Regions from separate parts of the Mus musculus genome. Here region 1 is linked to region 2. A link is a loop called in an ENCODE intact Hi-C map of the cell type or tissue named here. Cell type or tissue: gastrocnemius. All regions are shown on one strand.

What was found. Hi-C counts contacts between places; a loop is a spot of excess contacts. Peaks named below come from ENCODE experiments on the same cell type or tissue, not always from the same donor. Only the 100,000 strongest peaks of a DNase experiment are listed, where the experiment ranks them.
Region 1: a loop joins it to region 2, with 3 times the contacts of the local background. A loop is called at or near these places in 7 of 42 quality-filtered maps.

Annotation. Positions count from the first base shown.
Region 1 is chr15:96,950,291-96,958,290 of GRCm38, reverse strand. No RefSeq gene overlaps it. Among named protein-coding and RNA genes, the nearest start is that of Gm32840, 90 kb to the left of the region's middle. In gastrocnemius, CTCF peaks have their summits at 4,692 (motif pointing right) and 6,354 (motif pointing left); DNase peaks (open chromatin) are centred at 4,324 and 4,694; H3K4me3 peaks cover 916 bases; H3K27ac peaks cover 436 bases.
Region 2 is chr15:96,538,272-96,546,271 of GRCm38, reverse strand. No RefSeq gene overlaps it. Among named protein-coding and RNA genes, the nearest start is that of Gm32406, 35 kb to the right of the region's middle. In gastrocnemius, a CTCF peak has its summit at 3,030 (motif pointing left); a DNase peak (open chromatin) is centred at 3,022; H3K4me3 peaks cover 830 bases; H3K27ac peaks cover 294 bases.

The DNA.
Region 1 (8,000 bases), 410 kb before region 2:
GGCCGAAGGGCAAAGAGTCTGGGATCTGTGTAAGCCTACTGTGTGCTCAGCCATTTGCCTGACATCCAAATTAGATTTCAACCAGTAACATAAGCCTATTTTAGGCCAGAGTGGATTTGGAATCATGTATCGTATTTATCTACAATTGGAAACAGATAGATACTTGTTTCACTGAAGAGATGTGTTAGGTTTCAGGAAGGGAGAGAAGGAGAGAAGCTCCTGTTGTTTGTTTGTTTGTTTGTTTGTTTTGCCATTTCATTATTTCGCTATGAAATGTTTTACGAAAGTGTAATGAAACAATTGTTTGATACTTAGCACTTGACTTGTCTCTTGTCACAATTGTTTACACACACACACACACACACACACACACACACACCAGCACACACTGGCACACAGACACACTCCGTATACCATCTCTGTCTTCTCCTCTCACCCCCTCACCTCTCCTTATGTTTAGAGTTGGGAGTTTACTTCTAAGGCGCCAGTCGTTCTTATTTAGTAATGCATACTGTTAATTGCCAGTCTTCAGTTCTTATCTGAATCTCTCCAACTTTCCCAACAGTATCCTTCATAGAGTTTTTGTTTGCTTGCTTGTTTTTGTAATTCAAGATCTATTCTAGAATTCTTCTGGAACCTGGTTTTCATGTATCCTCAACTTCCTTAGTGGGAAATGAGTCTGTAGCATTTGTCTTTTATGACAATTAGAGAGTTAGAGCCCTACCTTTTTCTTTTCTTTTTTTAAGAAATGGGAAATATAAAAATGTTTGGCTGCACCTGGTAAAGTTCTAATATTGATCGACTCAACACTAAATCTTTTTATTTAATATTATGAAGTATTTTGTGCGCCTATGATCTCACATGTAGAACATAAACAGAATCAAACAAAAAGAATGTTTAGAAGCTTGTTTTATTTATCATTTTCTAAGTACAAAGGTTTTTCTAAAGAATTGGATTTACAAAGGGCTCTTCATAAGATTAAATTGATTGGTGTTTTCTCTGTTGCCTGGAGACCAAACTTATTGATCTAGGCTTCATTACTTTATAACTAATGTGAAGGGGAAGGAAACAAAGAACAGGAACGGAATAGACTATACAAGCTTGTGGAGATTAACAGGTCGGTTGTTGTCTGATATGTTCAGAGAGAACTGCACTAGGCTACGAAAACCGGAAATGTCACCTTGCCCTTTGAAATGTTTTAAAGAAGCCAAAGTAGAGTTAAAGTATTAATCCGCTTAACAAATGCCGAACAGGTGAGTGAGAGAACAAGGAAGCCTTAGGAGAGTGGGGGCAAGCCAAGGGCTCAGAACAAAAGCCCAGTATCTTCAGTGACCCATTAATGTCCCAGTCTGCATCCTTATCTTAGAGGCCATGTAACTGTGGGAGGCAATTTCTATACACAGGTGACCTTCTCTTTAGGTCTGGTGCTCTTGGAGGTAGAAAGGGCAGAGACAGGAAATGCCAACACCCCAGGAATGATGAGGGAGCTAGAGGCTGACAGCGCCAGAGTTAGGAAAGTCTGCCTGACAGAAGCTGGTAACTCAGTTGTTGTGGTTTCTTACTGATTGTAACTTAGGGAAAAACCTCATCATTGCAATGATTCATGGATTGAGTCATTTAAAAATATGTGGAAAAATGTATACAGACGGTTTGTGACAAATTTAGAAAGGTTAACAGACCACGTGTAGAGATAGATAGATAGATAGATAGATAGATAGATAGATACATACATACATACATACATACATACATACATACATAGAAAGATAGATACATAGAAAGATACATAGATAGATACATAGTTGGATAGATATATAGATACATAGAAACATAGGTAGATACATAAATACATAGTTGGATAAATAGATACATAGTTAAATACATACATAGAAACATAGAGATATATAGATATATAGTTGGATAGATATATAGTTGGATAGATAGTTAGTTAGTTAGATAGATAGATAGATAGATAGATAGATAGATAGATGATACATACATAGGTTCATAGATAGGTACATAATACATAGATAAGTAAGAGATACATTGACATAGTTCATATATTCATATACATGACAGAGGGAGTCTCTGGATACTTACAAACATATTTTTGTCCTCCTAGGGAAGAGAAAGAATAGTTGAAGACTAAAACAGGCTGTGGTAGGGTTGCCAAGCTTCAAAGAAAACAGAAGGGTTGGGCAATGCCAGTGCACTAAGATAACCTTATTAGGGCCCTTGGGAAGACTACTAGAATAAAACTACCTGAAGTGCAAAATTAAAGTGTTACTCTCCTTTGATCGTTATTGGCTCTTGTTAATGGCCAGGCATCTCAACTCTTCTTGCTTTAATTCACCCTTAACTTCTTTTTTTTCTCTCTTATACCATACTGTATGTATGTTTATACAAAACCTTATTCACATTTACCATACCATGTGACCTCAGCACACTCGTACTACTGGGTGTGTCATCCATCGGTCCCTACTGGATGCCGTCACTAAGAACACATGTTGGGCAATACCGCCCCACCTTGTCTGATGGTTTGATGGTTTGGGCTTTGCAAGTCCAAACCTAAAGAATCCAAACACTACCCATGAGATTCTTCTTCCAGAACACGGACATTTGACTAAATACGTTTGGGAAAGGGGTGGGATTCATACTGTTGTTTTAAATTAGCACTCACCGGTAAGATTGTGAACTTTTCCTAAACTGGTCTATTGACACAAATGATTTGTAAACTATTGCTATTGTTTACCAGAATTAAAAACACACAGCATTTCCATTTCTGCGCTGTATATGTACTATTAGGTAGGATGCAGAAGGAGATACACCCAAGTCAGCTCATCACAGCGCTCTGGAAAATACATGAACATGCAAACCAAGTTCAACTGCCCATTGACTAGATAGTGGATTCATAAAATGATAACAGTAAATAAAAAAATTCCGTGTAGCAATGAGAATGAACCCACTGTGTTTCATATGACAAACATACGTCTTATAACATAATGCTGAACATCAGAAGTGCCCAACAAGAAATGCACATTGAATCATTTCATTCACATAAATGCCATGGAGAGACAAGCTAGTTGATAAATATTAATCCACCGTGATATATCAAGGGCAGTGCTGGCAAGAGACCCAAGGCAGTGCCCAGGAGGAAGCACACAGGGTTTCTTGGGTATTTTACTAGATTTTCCTTTTCTTAAAAAAAAAATGCTGGGCAGTAATTTGATGGGTATTTGCCTTCGGACAGCTCAATGACCTGTAAAATTGTATAGAGTGTTTTGTGTTCTCAAAACAACATTTTAAAGACATAACGGGGCCAGTGAGATGGCTCAATGGGTACTGATGACCAAACCCAATGGCCTCATTCCATCCCCAGACTTACATCGTGGAAAGGGAAAAATCAAGTCCTGTAGATTGCCCTCTGATCCCCTGCACACACACCATGGTGCATACCTACCCACACACATAAATAAATATGGGAATATAAAAATAGGAAAGAAGCCAAGAATCAGCGTGATGTTTCTTATGCACAGAGAGGGTGTCATATAGAAATGTCCCAATATTTCAAGGTTAAAATTCAACTCTAAAGAGTCAGACTTGGAATGAAAAAGTTTCAGAGATAACTTAAGCCGGTGGTTCTCAACCTCTGTGTTTCGCAATGAAAATATTATGCCTGGGGTCACCACAACATGAGGAACTGTGTTGAAAGGTCTCAGTATTAGGAAGGTTGTAAACCACTGGCTTAGGCTTATATACTTCCGTTTATGTGTGTACAAGGGACATTTAAGGATAGTCTAAGTCAGTTTTTAAGAGATCTGTTAGTAAATGCACATTTAAAATGCTAACCATCAAGAAGGCAGAGCGACATAACTTAATTGGCAGGCTCGGTCTTAGTTGTAAGTAAAGTTATAGCATGTTTTACAATAAATGCCTTCGTAGATTAGATGCTACATAATGCTATTAAAGATGTTCTTTGTAAGTCAAACATATCTAACCAGAGGGTTTTGGTTGCGGTGGCACTGAGGAGTTGGCTCAAGCACGCAGATTTATCTGCCTCTGAGTCCCTATGATGTTTCAAAGCTCGGCAATCCTTTACTTGTAACTAAGCAAAGGTGACAGATAAAGGTGACAGATAAACGAAAAAGCCAAACAAAGGAGCGTAGAGTTGGCCTGGAGAGAGAGCTGTGCCCGTCTTTGCAAGCTCGCCCGTGGCCGTTGTTCATCAGGGCTCTACCTGCGTGGGCTAATTACGAGCACTGGTTATGACAGTCGGCGGCGCAGCAGCTGTAGCTTCCGTCTCCCACGGTGTTTCTGTGTTATCCGTGTGCTTGTGCTCCTGCACTGCCACGCCACGAGACGCCAAGCCAAGGAGAGTCCTCTCTAGCACCCAACAAATGTTAAAACTGGAATAGTCGGTCACCGAAGTCCCTGAAGGACACACCCTCATACTGTGAGCACCAGATTTAGTTGTGGATGCAGGACGGCTCAGCTTGCCTTACCAAAGATGCCAAGGAGCCTCAGGACCTCCCAATCTCAGTCCACATTCATTGACTGCTTTCTACAAACACTGAGCTGAAATATTTTTTCCCAGGGCTGCGGTTCTGGCGCCCTGTTCTTTGTCTTCCACGGATACTCGGCTTGCAGCTGCCTCAGCTCCGTTTGACCCCCGCAAGCACTTCCGGACATCTCCAGCAGGTGGCTCAGCTACGCTCGGTAACTTGTCCATTCTCAGTGATTACTAAGGCAGTCTCCTGCCTCCTACCCTATGTGCGCTTCATCAGCCAAGGGCACCCTCACCGGCACTGTCCTCTGATCGATCCGACCCTCTGGGGTTTCCAGGCTTCTCTAGAGAAAAGGAGCCTTGTCTCTTTTGAGACTATGTCTGTTAAAGTCCTATTCAGTCCAAACTGTTGGCACGCTAATGTCTCAGAGCTGAAAGCGATCTCTTTCGGGCTTTAGTCTGCCCCACCACCACACTGCACCTGTTTAGTCATCTATCCTATGGGGACTATGACTTTCCCCTTTGTCTCAATCGAGCCTCTGAAACCTCCCCTCTCCCCAGCTTTGGAACTCTGCAAGCAAAAGTTTCCTTGGTGTCACCAAACTGTCTCCTCAGTCAGTCGTACAAATGTCTCCTACAAATGCCCTGGATGGGGTGCTTGATTTTAAACCTGACATTTCAACTTGGATGGTTTGTGTGAAGTCTCAAAATGTCCATGAGCATTTCAAGGTTAGGTAGTTTGCTGGTGGCCTAGCCTATGAATGCCTGGCTACTGTAGGGAAGTCAGGACTGGCCCTAGAGTGGAGCAGGCTCGGTGGTACTTCCCTGGTCCACCAAAAGCAGGAGGGCAGGACTGTGGGCTTGCTCAGCCACTTTGGAAGTAACATTATCCAGTTAGCTCCGGTTTTGCGCCACCTTCTGTGTCTAGGCTTTCCCAGCACAAGCCTACTCACGAGGTGGTTGCTAGTTTTTCTTCTTAAGCCAAACCATTAATGTTTATCAGACCGATATTTTAAATTACTGCATCTGCCTTTATGCCTGGCTCTCCTGGGAGCCTTCACAAGCCTACAGAGCTCAGCGGGCATGCCCGGGCTTGTGCAGATTTCACGAGTGTTTACACTAAGGAAAATGCTGTCCTGGGTGAAAGACAGGCACAGCAGGTGACCTCTCTCCTTGGCTTTTTATGAAGAGTCGTGTCCCTTAACTATTAAATTTAAAAGGCATCATTTTGTGTTGGAAATCCATTAAATAGTGGAGGACACCATGGGTGTGAGAGAAACCATACAAAGAGGGCAGTTTATTTGATGCACACGGGGTCATCTTATGAGAATGAAGGTTTTTTGTTCCTTGTTTTGTTTTTTTTTTGTTTGTTTGTTTGGTTTTTTTTTTTTGGGAGATGCATATATTTTCAGGTAAATCTCTGCTCTGGGCAATTTCTCACGGAGGAGACATGTAATGAATAAAACAGTAGCGTTTATGTGGTTTTGAAATTGCTCAGACAAGCAGTTATTTATTTACTTTGTGAGTTAAACACCTGCTTCTGGATTGAGGCAGGCAGGGGCTTCCCTGAGGGGACTCGGGGGTCTTGGGGTGGGGCGGCTAGGAATGAGCCTTCCTTCTAATGCTGCTCGGCATTCTAGGACAACTGATCACAGCTCGCTTCAGTGGGTGAGGGCCAGAAAGCAAATTACACAAATCTGTCCGCTAAACCCATTAAGTCCAGAAATTAAATAAGAATTAGGCTCGGTAAATAGAGAAAGGAGGGCTTACTTTAAGTTGATTGAATCTTCTAGCAAGGCATAGTCAAGTCAGCTGACCCTCTAAGCCCCCTCTACTGGCAACTGTCAGAACTGTGTGGCTTGAAAAAACAGATTTTGAAGTGGCCTTGCTGGGGTGTTCGTTATGTGTTGTTATTTTGAGAATTCAAATCTTTCCCTTTTAATTTCAGCCATAGTTTTTGCATGATTATCTTGATCTCATAATTTCTGCTTAGGTTCTGGAAAGGGAATGAATAATTCATCTCTGACTTACAATTCTTGAAACTAATTATTGGGGGGAGGGGGAAAGATAAGAATTTTAAAGAGATTGCCCAGGAGTAGGCTAATAAGTCACTTAGGTTTCTGCTCTGTTTTGTTTTGATAATTTGGCCTGCTCAGTTAACTAACATTCATTGGTTCTTTAATCCCGACAATATTCACCCGAGGAAATCAAACAGCTTTTACATGCATGTCTCTGGTCCAATATGTACTTCCCTTCCCTTCCCTTCCCTTCTTCCCTTCCCTTCCCTTCCCTTCCCTTCCCTTCCCTTCCCTTCCCTTCTTCCCTTCTTCCCTTCTTCCCTTCTTCCCTTCCCTTCCCTTCCCTTCCCTTCCCTTCCCTTCCCTTCTTCCCTTCCCTTCCCTTCCCTTCCCTTCTTCCCTTCCCTTCTTCCCTTCCCTTCTTCCCTTCCCTTCCCCTCCCTTCCCTTCCCTTCCCTTCTTCCCTTCTTCCCTTCTTCCCTTCTTCCCTTCCCTTCCCTTCCCTTCCCTTCCCTTCCCTTCCCTTCCCTTCCCTTCCCTTCCCTTTCCTTCCCTTCCCTTCTTCCCTTCCCTTCCCTTCCCTTCTTCCCTTCCCTTCTTCCCTTCCCTTCTTCCCTTCCCTTCTTCCCTTCCCTTCCCTTCCCTTCCCTTCCCTTCCCTTCCCTTCCCTTCCCTTCCCTTCCCTTCCCTTCCCTTCCCTTCCCTTCCCTTCCCTTCCCTTCCCTTCCTCAGCCTCTGCCTCTGGATTTCCCAACCGCCCCTGTACCTGCTGCCCATTGCTCCCCCCCCATACCTGCCCATTGCTCTCCCCCAACCCCTGTACCTGCCCATTGCCCTCGGGGGAGACTCTGCATTTCTTTCCCGCCCAGGCCAGCCAGCACCACTTGCTTCTGAGTCTACAGTTTAGCATCTTACCTAATTGTCTTAGTGAGTAAGCGAAGTCTTGATACCAGGCCATAAACAGTTTGCCAACCAGCTACCTTCTTGGGGCACTGGAGATAACTTCGTGAGCATGGTGTATGTTTCGGAGGCTTGGAGAACGCTCCATTTTCAAACAGCCCATGGCCTGCAGTTGCCATACCAGACCTGTGAGGACTGTGAGAACTGACCGAGTCAGCTTCACTGCAGCACCCAGCTCCGAGGGCCTCTGGCATTTCCTTGGCTTCGTGTAGCAGGGTGCAGCCAGCCTCTTCTGCTTCATGTGACCCAGAGGACACAAACAAGGCCATTCATTGAAAAGCCCAAACCTCAGTGTGGCTTTCCTCCCCACACCAGCATGCCTGGCAGGTTGTCTTCTCGGAGACTCTTCTCAATCTCTCTCCTGCCACTACAAATACCCCAACTTTGAAAGTTAGCTAGGAGAAGGTTGGGGGGAAAGGGAGCAAGGATGGGGGACAGGGGCTCCTTAGTTTCAAAAACATTTCTGGGATTAGTTTTTTATGATATAGCTTTCACTAAAAGAGGTTATTTTCCTAGGT
Region 2 (8,000 bases):
TGGCACCGGTCTTTAAACCTTCCACCCGGAAGGCAAGGCTGGAGGATCTCTGAGTTCGAGGCCAGCCTGGTCTACAAATCGAGTCCAGGACAGGCAGGGCTACACAGAGAAACCCTGTCTCGGTAAACAAAGCAAAACCAAACGAAACGATTCAGGCCAATGCTAATACGTAAAGGCAGAGTAAACCAGGGGCTCTTCCAACCATCCAATGTATTCCTTTAGGGTGGAGCAAGTGGTGCTAGCTATGATCAGGACTCTCTCTGATCAGGCATTTTCCTACCTGGTTACATACAACAGTTCTCCGTCAAAAGCTTTTCCTCACTAGTACGACACCTTCTGACTGAATCAAAACAGTACACCTGGATTTCTTATGTGAGTGTTCGGCGTTTGTTAGAGACATGTGCATACTTACTTCCGTCCACTTTCGCAGTTCAGGCACGATCCTATTAGGTGCTAGAATCTGCACAGCTTGGATGTGGAGGGGAAGCCCACCTCTGCAGCTGTGCGGAGGGAATCACCCAAGCGGGGGTGGGAGCAGGGGGGTTATGACAATCAGCTCTGTTGGGACGGATCACATGTCCTGTGAGAATTCCCTCACCCGTGCTCCTGCATGCAAGCCAAGCAAACTCATTGTGGTAGCCCGAGCTAGATTTGGAGGGATTTGCTACTTTGGCCTGAAGTTGGTGCCCTATAAGGATGGATAGATATTTGATCACATCTTCCCAGGAAAATTCACACAATGTGGTACGTGCTTCTACTAGGCTAGGTAATTCTCTGGTCTCCTACTCCAATTGTGTGGCCCTGAGAGTTGCGTCCGAGGAACACTTTGACACCTTCTCAGAACTCAAGCTTGAATGATCTTGCAGAACGAGAAGAACAAAACGTTCTGTTCACTATTAAACGTTTTTGCGTTTTTGGCTCATCTTAGATGATGACTTCTTTTGATTTGGGCTGCTAAGGTTGGTTTTCTTTGAGTGTGAATGTCGTGTGCGATGCAAACTCGACAGTTTCACTTGATGGTTAATCTCTGAGACGGTGCAATGCCTTTCTCACTAGGGTTCTGCAGCAGGTGGGTTGTTTGTTTGTTTGTTTGTTTGTTTTGCTGTTTTGTGTCTGTTGGCAAAACTTGAATCAGAATCATGTTCAAACACAACTGGTTAGCAGTGGGAGTAAAAGGACCTTTATCATTTCTGGAACATCAGATTTGATTTTAGTTTTTGTAAGTACATGAGAAAACAAAACAAAACAGAAAACCCCAAACAACAAAGATTCCATTCCATGTTTGACTTTTTATTTATTATTATTATTATTATCATTATTGGATTTTCGAGACAGGGTTTCTCTGTGTAGCCCTGGCTGTCCTGGAACTCACTCTATAGAGGCCAGGATGACCTCAAACTCAGAAATCTGCCTGCCTCTGCCTCCCAAGTGCTGGGATTAAAGGTGTGTGCCACCACTGCCCAGCTGTTTGACATTTTGCTACAATTTTCCTATTTTTTTTTTTCCTTTAAGGCTTACTAATCCCTTTCCATCTTTTTCTCAAAGTGAGTGGTTGGCGATCCTGGAATCCCTGTCTTTGCATTCCTCTCTGAGTTCACAATATTGTCTACACTACTAAGAAACAAAAAGTAGTTCACAAATGGATGTGGACATTTCAGTTGAGGATGGGTAGCATGGCTCTGATCTTCAGAGAAGGAATAACTGGTTTCCAGGGACAATCAGACACTACTTTTACTGTGCAAGGAATAGCAGGGAAAACCACTCATGTTAGAGACACAGCCTTCCATTCACAGAAACTGCTTTAATTCTGGTCTAAGAAACATTTTACCTAATTCAAATAATTCCCTGTTAATACCTTCCCCTTAAGTAGCCAGATTTGTCAAGAGTGCTATCTGAATATTATTAAATTATTGAATTCTTTGGCAGCCTTTGTGGCAATAGGTTTTTCTTTTTTGCATATGTATTTTTTGAAATTATTTTACATACAATGTATTCTGATCAGTGTTTCCTCTCCTCCAGTTCCTCCCAGCCCCCCCCAACTCCCCACCCACCAAACTCAGACCCCTTTCTCGCTCTCTTTTTAGAAAACAAACAGGCAACCCTCCCAAAAAAAAATACCAGAATGTAAAAATTTAAAAAGGGAAAAAGCACAACACACGCGCACACACAACCTTATTAAAAACAAAAAAATAAAAAACTATAATATATAAACAAAAGGTCAGTAAGAGAAAGTAACAAACAAAAACAAAACAAAACAAAAAAAAAAACAACCCACATAAGCGATATGAAACAAAAAAAAATCTGCAAAAATACCTTTTTTTACAGATACCAGTTTTTAGTACCCCAGACTGGCCTCAACCTTTTGACAATACAACTCAACTTCCTGGCAGAGTGTAGGGATTGCAGATACGCCACCGTTCCAAACAAAGCAGGAAAAGGAAAAGGACATTTTATAGAAAGGGAAATTTCCGACTTTTAAGGAGTCACTTCTGAGAATAAAACATGCAAGCGTTTACTTTTCTCTGCGTAGACTTTGACACCAAAGAGGCTAAAAGCAGAGTGACAGGCCAGCAGCTGCAGCCACGTGGTTTCAGGTAACCGCGTTCACCCAGCTGCCTAACCCTCTTCCTTGTGGCCTCAGCGCGTTTCTATTTTAAGCACGTTGGTAATTGTTTGTCTCAACCCTTCATATTTTTTCTGCAGGTCTTTTTTTTTTTTTTTTTTTTTTTTGCATCTTCGAAGGCTTCTCCTTATCTTTGTTCAGATACAAAGAGCAGCGCCTGTATTTTCATATCGCTACCCACCATCAGAATCACGCCACACGGTCCTTTTGCTGAGTACACTGCCGACCAATCACTGCAGATCGAAATAACCGAACGTTTAAAAAGCATCAGTTGAAAAGGAAGCTACAAATGGAAGTTGGATTATTTTGTTTTGTTGTTTAACAGCTTAATTTGTAGATAAAGAGTAAAGAGAGAACGCAGTAGAAAGAGTTGTAGCCTGCTCTCCTCCGTGAGAACAGCGCCACCGTCTGGATTCCCAGGGTTTGCTCAGTGAACAAATTTAGGAGGTTTGTATTCGAGTGGCGTGTAGGTAGAAAACCTAAGGTTTTGTTTTGCTTTTATATTAACATCTATCAATTCATTCATTTGCGTTTTGGGAAAAGAGTGCTTTATTATTTAAACCGTTTTCTCCCTGAGAAGTTTATAAGCTAAAAATAACAATTTTACTCTCCCTAGACAGATTTGTGTATACTGTATCTCTCAGAAATTGACTGTAGTAGTACCAGATACTTACATGGCTTCTTTTATAGGTCCTATTATTATAAAATTATTATTTCAACAGGGATTAATTTTGTATGTCCTTCCTCAGTATGTTTTCTCCAAAACTGCCTGATCGTAACTGCATGTTTATTAAGTTTGAAGTTTTGATTTTTTTCTCAACACTAGTGATTAATTAGGCTGCACAATAAAAAAAAAAATCAGTCCCATGAAACTGAAATTTTTGCCAAAAAATTCTAAGCACATAAAATCACTACTGACATCATTATACATAAGTTAATTGGAACACCAAAATATGGCACATATAAATGCATACATATGGTTCTATACAATAGTAAAAATTCTCATTAGTATGCAAAGTAATGCAAATTCTAAGCTCTTCTCAAATTGAAAGCATTATAATATTTGCCAAAATCCTTATTATTCCCATGAATGAACAGAAGAGCTTATCTGAACATAAAAAATGGCATTCGCCGCTGAACAATCGCTTTTCTTGTATTGTATTGTATTGTATTGTATTGTATTGTATTGTATTGTATTAGGATGTTTTAATCAATGGCCCTTCTTGCCATTGTTTTTCATAATCAGCCTTAACATGCTAATGTTCCATTCAGTTGCCAAAATCAGTCTCATCCTACACTGAGCCACGTGCTTCCCCTAAAGTGAAGCCAAGAACAACTGTTTCATAGAAAACAAAGGGTCAGTCCCCTCCGTGGTGGTGTAGGAGGCTGTGGGCAGACAAGCATCTTCCGGGTCTAGTCCTCCCGTTACTTTGTTTCAGTCTTAGTCTTGAAGATGTTACCCACCCGCTAGTTTACTCTGTAACCTTGTCTCCCCCCATCATTCTAACTCTACTAAGCCTATGTCCAACACTGAGCACTTACAAAGCTTGCTGTCCAGTGTGGTTCGTATCTGTTCATCCATCTCATTAGAACTGAAAGAAGTGGGTGCCATTAGTTTTCCTTTTCTGCAGCCCGAAGAACAAAGAGATGGGATCCGTTTTCCCTGAACCACCGAGTTATTAAGAGTCTGCCATGGATGCCTTAATGCTCTGCTGCTTCTCCTCTGATGTGAAATGGCGACTCACTGTGGCCTTTGATGCCGAGCACCACTTTGCATCTTACTATTGTTTAAATGCAAGCATCTTCTAAATAATGACCAAATGATTTTTGTAAGCTTTTCCTGCTCCCACAACCCTCTGCCTCCCGCATCTGCTAGTTTTTGATCTTGCATGCACGTATTTAAATTGTTCTTCCTTCCAAAGTCATTCATATCTAAAACCTACTTATTGAAAAATCAACTATGTAATTTATAAACGATTATCTAATGCTTAAGCTCTATGGTCCAAGGTCAGCATTATCAAAACGCATGTCGCGTGTATGGTTTGAACCGGCAACTCTGCTTGGTAATCTTTTCTCTCTCATCATCCATGGGCTAATGCTGCTTAACCCGGTGGACATGTTCATTTCATCGTTTGCAAAAACAAAACAACAAAAATATAATGTATGCTCATGGGGTACTCCTATAAGAAGTAGGAGTTACACTGTCATTAAAAAGAATGAGTCTCACAGAAGTGTATGCTCACAGTCAGCTAATGGATGGATCACAGGGCTCCCAATGGAGGAGCTAGAGAAAGTACCCAAGGAGCTAAAGGGATCTGCAACCCTATAGGTGGAACAACATTATGAACTAACCAGTACCCCGGAGCTCTTGACTCTAGCTGCATATGTATCAAAAGATGGCCTAGTCGGCCATCACTGGAAAGAGAGGCCCATTGGACACGCAAACTTTATATGCCCCAGTACAGGGGAACGCCAGGGCCAAAAAGGGGGAGTGGGTGGGTAGGGGAGTGGGGGTGGGTGGGTATGGGGGACTTTTGGTATAGCATTGGAAATGTAAATGAGCTAAATACCTAATAAAAAATGGAAAAAAATTAATCTAAAAAAAAAGAAAAAGAATGAGTCTCCCAGCTCTGACACACCCAGGATCTCAGGATTGCAGGATCCCAGAATCACAGGATCACAGAGAAAGCTTGACTCTGAGGAGTTCTGACACAACCAGGATCGCAGGAATGACAGGCTCCAGTCAGATATAGTGCTATCTCCAGGTAGCACTAGAGATAACCAGATGGCAGGAGGCAAGCGTAAAAACATAAGCAACAGAAACCAAGTTACTTGACATCATCAGAACCCAATTCTCCCACCATAGCAAGTCCTGGATACACCATCATACCGGAAAAGCAAGACTCAGATCTAAAATCACCTCTCGTGATGATGATAGAGGACTTTAAGAAGGACATAAATAACTCCCTTGAAGAATACAGGAGAACACAGGTAAACAGCTAGAAGCCCTTAAAAAGGAAACACAAAAATATCTTAAAGACTTATAGGAAAACACAATCAAACAGGCAAAGGAAATGAGCAAAACCATCCAGTATCTAAAAATGGAAATAGAAACAATAAAGAAATCACAAAGGGAGACAACCCTGGAGTTAGAAAACCTATGAAAGCGATCAGAAGTCAACAGAATACAAGAGTTAGAAGAGAGAATCTCGGGTCCAGAAGATACCATAGAAAACATTGACACAGCAGTCAAAGAAAACACAAAAATGAAAAGGCTCCTAACCCAAAACATCCAGGAAATCCAGGACACAATGAGAAGACCAAACCTAAGGATAATAGGTATAGAAGAGAGCGAAGATTCCCAACTTAAAGGACCAGGAAATATCTTCAACATAATCATAGAAGACAACTTCCCTAACCTGAAACAGAGATGCCCTTTGAACATACAAGAAGCCTACAGAACTCCAAATAGACTGGACCAGAAAAGAAATTCCTCCCATCACATAATAATCAAAACAACAAATACACTGAACAAAGAAAGAATATTAAAAGCAGTAAGGAGGAGGGGAGTGGGGTGGCCACACAAGCCTCCTGCCGGGCAGAAATTTAAGAGCTGTAAGCAGAATGATTTCAAGTAAAAGGAGAAAGCATGCGAGATGGTGCAAACCTTAGCACCGGGCAGCAAGGTGGCCTCGAGGTAGCATATGGCAACTAGGAAGCAAATTCTCAGCCTGGCTTCTCCAGCGAGGACTTGACATATGAGCCCAGCCATCAGAGTCTCCTTCTGAAGGAGTGGGGCGTGGTGACTGTCTCAGAGAGTAGTGAGTGCTGAGAGCCGAATGAATTCACACTTGTCTAGCAACTGAACTCCTATCTAATATTTGCCACCATGCTGCAATAGAACAGGGGAAAATTAAAGTATTGTACAAGAGATAACCAATCAGAACCAGGCGGAAATACATTAGTGTTCCATTCTGCTCCTTCTAGCAACAGGTAAATGGTAAAATTGATAATAATGATGGCGGTGGTGGAGATAGCAAAGAATAGGACATAATAGAGGGGAAAATATAAGTAGATGAATCCATAGTTTTAATGTGAAACGTCCCTTTCTAAACATGGCCTCAATACCAACATCTTCAAGGCGACCCCTCAAATACATTAGAAACCCCATTGCTCATAGCTCCCCCAACCCTCCCTCCCCCCCCCCACCAGAATCCAAAGCAATTAAGGAAGGAGTGCTTGATCTCAGGCCTAGTGAAAGAAATGCAAATGGCCGTGAGTGCCAACGCACAGGCCTCCGGCAAGAGTGGAGGACAGGGCCACAGCCGGAGGGCATTGCCATTGGAGAATATTCCCTGGAGAAAGATTTGGCATTGTGCTTTCAAACCTTTTTTAAAAATGTAGGTGCCTTTTGGCCTGGCGAGTCCATCATCGAGAAGTTTTTCCTGCGGGGAGGGAGTGGGGGAGCCCATCAGTTGAGTGTAGAATGCAAGAAGGCAAGCCCCAGATGTGTCCTCATGGAAGACAGAGGTGGAAGTACTTGAACATTTACTAATGGGAAGTTGAGCAATTTATGAGACATCCAGAGAAGTCATGCCATAGGAAGTCCTGGTGCAGTTCCATTTAGTCATATGGAAAGTGACAAGATTTATTTTAAATAGGGAAAAAAAAAATCAGGTGGCAAGATACTGTGGATTAATATGACTTTGTACTGTCGAAGTGTTTGTTGAGTGTGGGCACAGAAAAAGAACGTGTGTGTATGTGTGTGTGTGTGAGTGTGTGTGTGTGTGTGTGTGTGTGTGTGTGTGTGAAAAATGAATAAAAGAAAGAAAGAGAGAGAGAGAGAGAGAGAGAGAGAAAGAAAGAAAGAAAGAAAGAAAGAAAGAAAGAAAGAAAGAAAGAAAGAGAGAGAGAGAAAGGGAGAGAGAAAGAAAGGGAGAGAGAGAGAGCGGAGGGGAGGACCTGATATATGTAAAAAGGTATGTATAGTGGGGAGACAGGTTTCCTGTAGTTATGAGGGAGAACAGAGATAGAGACATCTGGGAGGATCCAGAGTGAATGTGACCAGCAGTCTGAGCCAGGCCGGGTGAGGAGAGGGGAGAGGAGGGGGGAAGGGAGAGGAGAGGGTAGAGGGGGGCGATGGGAGAGGGGAGAGAGGGAAGGAGAGGGATGAGAAGGAGAGAAGAAAGAGAGGGGAGACCAGGAAACCAAGGGGGGTGTCAAAGAGTAAAAAGAACCATGTAGCCAAAATGGCTTGATTATATCGAGCAGAGCTACTGGGGGAAGAGCAGCTCATTCCCTGGGCTAGAGAAGTTTAGACTACGGGGCTGGGTATGCCAGCCAAATCCTGTAACAGGTAGACTTGTAACCTGTGGAG